Regions from separate parts of the Homo sapiens genome. Here region 1 is linked to region 2. A link is an interaction called in ENCODE POLR2A ChIA-PET data of the cell type or tissue named here. Cell type or tissue: Panc1. All regions are shown on one strand. Links, peaks and the distances in the headings refer to the core of each region. The heading gives the core; the rest is flanking DNA.

Evidence for each region. ChIA-PET counts read pairs that join two places held together with the same protein. Peaks named below come from ENCODE experiments on the same cell type or tissue, not always from the same donor. Only the 100,000 strongest peaks of a DNase experiment are listed, where the experiment ranks them.
Region 1: POLR2A ChIA-PET joins it to region 2 with 5 read pairs; 2 of 35 experiments call an interaction of 5 or more read pairs at or near these places.

What each region holds. Positions count from the first base shown.
Region 1 is chr6:22,309,097-22,313,498 of GRCh38, forward strand. No RefSeq gene overlaps it. Among named protein-coding and RNA genes, the nearest start is that of PRL, 14 kb to the left of the region's middle. In Panc1, for the core only: no CTCF peak of the experiment used is centred there; no DNase peak of the experiment used is centred there.
Region 2 is chr6:21,918,299-21,922,700 of GRCh38, forward strand. All of the region lies in intron 5 of CASC15 (cancer susceptibility 15), which reads left to right. Among named protein-coding and RNA genes, the nearest start is that of NBAT1, 230 kb to the right of the region's middle. In Panc1, for the core only: no CTCF peak of the experiment used is centred there; no DNase peak of the experiment used is centred there; H3K27ac peaks cover 678 bases.

The DNA.
Region 1 (4,402 bases), core at 96-4,095, 390 kb after region 2:
TGAATGAATGAATTTGTATGTGTTGCTGGAAAATATGCATTTTTTGTTGAGTGTGCATATATTTTTAATTTACTTAGGTATCATCTTAGAGACCTCTGATCTTTGTTTTGGTTTTCCTTCACTCAGTTATATGTTGATGATGTTTTCACGGTGCTGTATTACATCTAGTTTGTCATTTGTAACTCCTTTATAATACTTCAATGACTGCATCCACGTTTTACCTATCCACTCTTCCAGAGTGCATCTTACTGCCTGTCCTGCTATACACAGTACTGTATTACACATTTCTGTATGTGCCTTTATGTGAAAGAGTGATAGAACATTCTCTTATAAAGAAATTGAAATTGGAGGTCTAGTGACAATTGTGACTAAGTCAGTGCATTACAGATCCCCTTGGCCTATTACAATTTCAGTCGTACAATTCAGTGATAACACACACAGAATATACTGAAAAGAAACAATGCAAAAGGATTTCATTAAGAGTGCAATTCCAATGGTTATTCTATTGGAACTAAATTGATTCACTTGTTTAGATTTGATTGAGGTGACAGTCACTGTCTTAAAAATGAATATTAATGCATTTGAGTTCTTGTCAACATTTTAGTAGTTGCTCTAGAGATTACAATATATACCCATAGTTTTTCCCAGGCTAGTTAACATTAATAATGTTCCATGTCACATAAAATATAGCAACTTTGCAATTGTATAGGTCTATTTACCTCTCCTCATCCTTTCTACTATAGTTGTCATATGGATTACATATATATATATATATATATATATATATATATATATATATATATATATATATGTTGTGCAGCTCATAAAAACTACAGTTTTTCTTCACAGACTGTGAAAATAGTTTTATATATTTACCATTTCTGGTGTTTTCCATTCCGTCCTAAAGGTCCAAATTTACTTCTGCTATTATTTTCCCTCGGCTGAAAAACATGCATTAGCATTTCTTATATTACAAGTGTACTTATGACAAATGCTGTCAGTTTTTAAAATCTAAAAAAGGATTTTGTCTTTATTGTTATTTATTTATTTATGTATTTTTTTGAGATGGAGTCTCGCTCTGTTGCCCAGGCCAGAGTGCAGTGGTGTGATCTTGGCTCACTGCAAGCTCCGCCTCCCGGGTTCATGCCATTCTGCCTCAGCCTCCCGAGTAGCTGGGACTACAGGTGCCCACCACCACGCCCGGCTAATTTTTTGTATTTTTAGTAGAGACAGGGTTTCACTGTGTTAGCCAGGATAGTCTCTATCTCCTGACCTCGTGATCCGCCTGCCTCGGCCTCCCAAAGTGCTGGGATTACAGGTGTGAGCCACTGCGCCCAGCCCTTGTCTTTATTGTTAAGAGATAGCTTTGCTAGATGAAAATTATTAGTTCATTTTTTTTCTCTTCAAGCACTTTGAGTATGTTATGCCAATGTCTTCTGGCATCCATAATTTAGGATGAGAAGTCATTTGTTAACTAACCATGATCTCCTATGTGTAATGTATTGTTTTCTTCCTGCTACTTTCAGATATATTTTCTCTTTTTGGGTTTCAAATAGTATGACTATTATGTTCTTAGACATGCTTGTTTTTGAATTTATACTGCTTGAGTTTCACGGAGATTGTCATATCTGTACATCTACTATTTTCACTAATTGGGTAACTTTTTGTTTATTATTTATTTGAATATTTTTGCCCCATTTTCTTTGCTTCTTCAGTAAATTGGACTTTTGTTTTTCTCCCACAGTCCTTAAGGCTGTGGTCATTTTTCAATTTTTTTCTTTCTTCTTCAGGTTAGATAATTTCCATGATCCTATCTTCAAGTGTACTGTTTACTTTGTCACCCCCATTTTCCTGCTAAGCCCTTTCTATTATTTTTTAAAAAAATATAGGTACTAAACTTTTCTGAAATTTTCATTAGGTTTTTTTCCATTCCATTTTTCTGCTGAGATTCCTACTTTTTCATTCATTATGAGCATTTTTTTCTTCATGTCATTTATCATAATTGATGATTGTTTTAAAATTCTTTTCTTGTAGTTCTAACACCTCAGTCATCTATAGCTTGAACTCTGTTGTCTTTTATTCTGATAATGAGTGACAACTTCTTATTTCCTCATATGTCAAGTAATTTTGGATTGCATTCTTGTCATTGTAAATATAGGTTGTCTTTAGATTTTGTTATGGTCTCCTGAAGAGCATCACTGTCATTTGCTTGTTTTAATTGGCAATCGATTTAACAAGATTCAAACTTCAAACTCCATTTCATGTGTGGCAATTCAAAATTTCAGTTCAGCTGTGCTGTTTGGAGTCTGACACACACACACACACACACACACACACACACACACTCTCTCTCTTTCTCTCTTTAGCCAGAAATTTGCATAGAGTTTATACATGGAATTTTGGGCCCCTCCTCCTTTCTGTTTTCTTCCCATCTAGAATTCTTCTTTCACTTTTCAGTGGCTACAATTGTCCAGAATAATTCTGGGGTTCCTACCAGAGTTTTAGCCACTGTGAATGCTGTTATTATAATCTCTCCTCTGGCTAAAAGCCATGCAATATTGGAAAATCATCCTTGCCATTCCTTTTTCTGAATGTTGACTCTCCTCTGCCTTTTTTTTTCCTTTTGGTGTCACTCTCCAGTATATTTAAGTAGATTTCTGCTTGTTTATCTTTTCCTTCCTTTCCCCTTTCTCCTCTCTCCATTCCTTCTTTCTTTCTTTCCTCTCCCTTTTCTCCTCTTCTCTGCTCTTTCCTCCCTCACTTCTTGCTTGCTTCCTTCCTTTCATTCTCTCTCCTTTCTTTCTCTGTTTCATTTGTTTCATTCCTTCTTTTCTCCTTCCTTCCCTCTTTCTCGCATTCCCTCTCTTCTCTGTTTCTTTCTTCCTTTCTTTTATTTCACCAGAATTCATCATTGTTATCAGCAGAAGGATAGGGTATGCTAGGAGATTCAAGTCCATGCAAATTTCAGGATGATAACCAATGCTTCTTTGAAATCCAACAAAAACAAATATTTTAATATTCTACACTGAATAATAGCTATGTTCTCATAGTTATAAGATAAACCACGTGTATTAGTCCATTTTCACACTGCTTATAAAGACATACCCAAGACTGGGTAATTTATAAAGAAAAAGGTTTAATGGACTCACAGTTCCACATGGCTGGGGAGGCCTCATAATCATGCCAGAAGACAAAGGAAGAGCAAAGGGACTTCTTATATGGATGTGGATAGACAGAATGAGAGCCAAGTGAAAGCAGAAACCCCTTATAAAATAATCAGATTTCGTGAGACTTATTCACTACCATGAGACTAGTATGGGGGAAACCACCCCCATGTTTCAGTTATCTTCCACTGGGTCCCTCCCATAACACTTGGGAGTTATGCGAGCTACAATTCAAGATGAGATTTGGGTGGGGACACAGCCAAACCATATCATCATGATCTATTTTATATAAAATAGTGTTTTAGTTGGATAAGAAATAATTTCCAATAGCATTTTAAAAACTATACTAGGCTGTTCTTGCATCACTATAAGGGAATACCTGAGACTAGGTAATTTATAAGAAAGGAGCTTTAATTGGCTCACAGTTCTACAGGCTATACAGAAAGCACAGGACCAACATTTGCCTCTGGGCAGTCTCAGAAGCTCACAATCATGGTGGAAGGTGAAAGGGGAACAGGCATTTCACATGGTGGGAGCAGGAGCAATAGAGCAAGGATGGTGGTGGTTGGGGGTGGCAACACACTAAAACAACCAGATCTTAAAAGAACTCACTCAGTATTATGAGGACAGCCCCAAGACATTAGGGATTTACACTCATGGCCTAAATACCTGCACCAGCACCCACCTCCAACATTGGGAATTGCATTTCAACATGAGATTTGGGCAGGGACAAATATCCAGACTATATCATTCCACCCCCCACACCCCAATCTCACATCCTTCTCACATTGCAAAACAATCGTGCCTTCCCAATAGTCTCTCAAAGTCTTAACTAATTGCGGTGTTAACCAAAAGTCCAAAGTCCAAAATGTAATCTGAGACAAGGCAATTCCCTTCCACCTATGAGCCTGTAAAATAAAAACAAGTTATTTACTTCCAAGGTACAAAGGAGGTAACAGGAACCGGGTAAACTTTCTTGTTCCAAAAGGGAGAAATTGGCAAAAAAAAAAAAGGGCCTACAGACCCCATGCTAGTTTGAAACCCAGCAGGGTAGTCATTACATCTTAAAGCCCCAAAATATTCTCCTTTGACTCCTTGTACCACATCCAGGGCACACTGGTGGGAGAGGTGGGCTCCCAAGGCCTTGGGCAGCTCCACTCCTTTGGCTTTACAGAATTCAGACTTCTCCACTGCTCTCACAGGTTGGTGTTGAGTGTCTGTGGCTTTTCCAGGCACAG
Region 2 (4,402 bases), core at 298-4,297:
CTGAGGCATGTGCCGCTGCTTGTTTACTTCTAGCATAGATTGTCTCCACACTACAGGGATGTACAGGTGTGCACTTGCACAGCGACCATCTGGGCTTAGGATCACCTAGGATCACATTTGGCTGCCGTGGTATTGAGGAGAAAACACAGGTTGCAAGGAGAGAGGACGGGCTGTTCCTGGCCCCATGGCCTCAACTCTTGGGATCCTCCAGGATTTCTGTAATCACGGTGGGGAAGCACGCACAAAAGTGCTCTGAAGTGGTTGAAGTGAGGGAGGGGTTCGCCCTAGGTACCGATGCTTGGATTATGAAGAACTGGGTTTGGGTTCTAGCTCTTCCAGCTCCTAGCCCTGTGCCCTCAGGCAGGTCAGCTGCCCTGAGCCTCAGTTTCTCTGATGGGCAGTCTTGCCCCTAACATTTGTGGTGCCCGGGGCTAGAATGTGAATGCAGGACCACATACTCTGTATGTAAATATTTAAAAGTTACAAATCAAACAAAAAAGTGTCAAAACATGTTTGGAAATTTTTCTGTTCTGACAAATACACCTTTATAACCATCTTGAAGGGCAGGTTTGAATTTTGAGTTTTCAGATTCTTAGCCAACTTCCATGCCTGACCAGGTAGTGTGGGTGGGAGCAGGAATCTAGTCGTCATGCTTGTGGACAGCGTGGTCTGTATGTCTGCTGGACCCACCCTTCACCCTGTGGGCCTCGGGATTCTATATTGAGGATTGTCTATCTTGGGGGAGTGTGTGGAGGGAACATCTGCACAGGCCTTATAAATGAGCATGGGCTGTTGGGATAAGGAACTCTGGGGCCCGAGCACCTGGCACATGATCCAGAACAGGATTTTTGGGTTCCGATGGGCAGGTGACTTTAGTCCTCACTCTGTGGGCAGGGGCATTACAGCATAGGGGTCCCTTTTGTCAGGGATTTATGATGGCATCACACGCAGGATTCAGAGAGCATTAATTGAAAAATACATATGATTGGCTGGGCGTGGAGGCTTATGCCTGTAATCCCAGCACTTTGGGAGGCTGAGGTGGGTGGATCACCTGAGGTCGGGAGTTCGAGACCAGTCTGACCAACATGGAGAAACCCTTTCTCTACTAAAAATACAAAATTAGCCGGGCGTGGTGGCACATGCCTGTAATCCCAGCTACTAGGGAGGCTGAGGCAGGAGAATTGCTTGAACCTGGGAGGCGGAGGTTGCAGCGAGCCGAGATTGTGCCACTGCACTCCAGCCTGGACAATAAGAGCGAAACTCCATCTCAAAAAAAAAAAAATAAAAAAATACATATGATTGTGCTTTTTTTTTTTTTTTTTTTTCCTGAGACTGAATCTTGCTCTGTCACCCAGGCTGGAGTGCAGTGGCACGGTCTCGGCTCACTGCAACCTCTGCCTCTTGGGTTGAAGTGATTCTCCTGTCTCAGCCTCCCAAGTAGCTGGGATTACAGATGTGTGCCACCACACCCGGCTAATTTTTGTATTTTTTGGTAGAGATGGGGTTTTACCATGTTGGTCAGGCTGTTCTCAAACTCCTGACCTCGTGATCCGCCTGCCTCGGCCTCCCAAAGTGCTGGTATTACAGGCGTGAGCCACCACGCTGGGCCTGATTGTGCTTTTGTAGTGTTACTGTCACATATATGAAAATAAGTTCTTTCTATCAGAAAGGCTTTATCCTTAACATCAGCCTTAATCACATCAACATTTAGCAGTGCTTGGATTGAGTTATTTTCTGCTGTATAGGATGATCCATCTCTAGGACCGAGCACAGAACTCTGTTTTCACTTAGCTTTTTTGTTTGTTTGTTTGAGATGGAATCTCACTCTGTCACCCAGGCTGGAGTGCAGTGGCACAATCTCAGCTAACTGCAACCTCTGCCTTCCAGGTTCAAACAATTCTCATGCCTCAGCCTCCCAAGTAGCTGAGATTACAGGCATGTGCGACCAGGCCTGGTTAATTTTTTGTATTTTTAGTAGAGACGGGGTTTTGCTATGTTGGCCAGGCTGGTCTCGAACTCCTGGCCTCAAGTGATTCGGCTGCCTCGGCCTCCAAAGTGCTGGGATTACAGTGTTCTCACTTAGCATTTTATTCATTCATTCAATAAGATAAATGCAATAAGTATTTATTGACTATTCCTTTTTTTCCTAAGCATTATTGTAGGTAATAGCAGTAAACAAATAGATACAACTTCCTGTCTTCGTGGAACTAACACTTTAGTAGGAGGAAACAGAAATAAAAAGGATAAATATAAAAATGTGTAGTTTCCTTGAAGATGGCGTCCTCTCTGTTCACTCATTTGCTCCACAAATATATATTATATATCCCTGCCAAGGACTAGGCACTCTGCCTTACTCAGAGGTAAAGATATGGAAAGAGAAATGATCACAAAACTAGAGTGTGGCATTACTCAGGGTTTGTGTGAAGTACTGTTAACTGCAGGAAATCCTTATGCTCTTTGGAATTAATGTTCTAGAATTTTGTCTTTTCCACTTCAATCAAATGATTATTCAGGCCAGGCACGGTGGCTCACGCCTGTAATCCCAGCACTTTGGGAGGCCGAGGCGGGCGGATCATGAGGTCAGGAGATCAAGACCATCCTGGCCAACACGGTGAAACCCCGTCTCTACTAAAAATACAAAAATTATATTTTTGTATTACAGGCGTGGTGGTACATGCCTGTAATCCCAGCTACTCAGTAGGCTAAGACAGGAGAATTGCTTGAACCAGGGAGTCGGAGGTTGCAGTGAACCGAGATCACGCCACAGCACTCCAGCCTGGGCAACAGAGCGAGACTCTGTCTCAAAAAAAAAAAAAAAATGCTTATTCAGTCTCTGCTCTATTTAAGGCATTGTCCTAAGCTTTATGAGGGGTCGAACAAGAATTCATAATTCACAGGAGGTGGTACAGTCATGAGTCACTTAACGACAGGGATATGTTCTGAGAAATGTACCACTGGATAATTTCTTCATTGTGCAAACATCATCGAGTGTGCTTACACAAACCTAGATGGGGTAGCTTACTACACACCTAAGCTAGATGGTACAACCTATTGCTCTTGGGCTACAAACCTTATAGCATGTTACTGTACAAAATATTGTAGGCAATTATGACATAATGCTAGATATGTATGTATCTGAACATATCTAGACATAGAAAAGTTACAGTAAAAATATAAAGGATAAAAAGTAGGGCCAGGCACAGTGGCTCACACCTGGAATCCTGGCACTTTGAGAGGCTGAAGCGGGCAGATCACGAGGTCAGGAGTTCGAGACCAGCCTGGCTAATATGATGAAACCCCCGTCTCTACTGAAAATACAAAAAATTAGCTGGGCATGGTGGCGGGTGCCTGTAGTCCCAGCTACTTGGGAGGCTGAGGCAGGAGAATGGCGTGAACCCGGGAAGCGGAGCTTGCAGTGAGCCGACAAGACGCCACTGCACTCCAGCCTGGGCGACAGAGCAAGACTCCGTCTCAAAAAACAACAACAACAACAAAAAAAAACACAAACACATTGTACAGCTATACAACATTTTCTTTCCTTATATCTGCAAGATTTTTTCCATTTCTAATTTTTTTTTGTAACTTTCTAAACTTTTTTGTTGTTGTTAAAAACTGAGACACAAACACATATGTTACCTTAGGTTTACACAGGTCAGGATCATCAAGACGTCATTGGGCAATAGGAATTTTCAGCTCCATTATAATCTTAAGGGAACACAGACATATGCAGTCCGCGGGCTGAAACGTTGATTGTAAATACAGAACCTTTAGAGTGGTTCTTGGCATATTGTAAGCATTTGAATGTTAACTGTTCTTACTACTTATCTGCCTGTGTCCCTGTCAATGAAGTGAACCCTGGTCCTCTCCTTTCCCCTCTGCTCTGTCTTCTTCAGTGGGGTAGGGAGAAATCCTGCCTGCACCAAGTCACACAGTGGGTGTGTCCTGAAAGAATTCTTTTCATCATCTTGGAATGCTGTCCTTGGGATTCAGCTGACTTCCCTCAATCGGGACTCATACATCAAGAGGTCAGGAGTATAATTATCTCAGCTACTGTGAAGCCACAGAAAAGCACTTGCTGAGTCTGGATGTAAATTTATTGTGAAATTTAACAAAGAAAAAGTCACCTCCTTCTTTCCCTTTCTTCTCTTCAACTCAAATTGCATTTTAAAAGGTCTTCGTTTAGGATAAATAGATGTCATTTATCTACCATTAAAGGGCCTATCCTTCTTGGTTTGGGACATGTAAATACCTTCCTGAAGCACATGAGATGCCTTGGCTATTTACACCCTTTTCTGGGGGCAAGCATGCTTTCGTTCTTTTCTTTGACAATTAAAAATAAAATAAAACAGCTAGAAAGAAAAGTATAAGAAATTGTGGTGAGCCATAATTTTGATTATCAGGA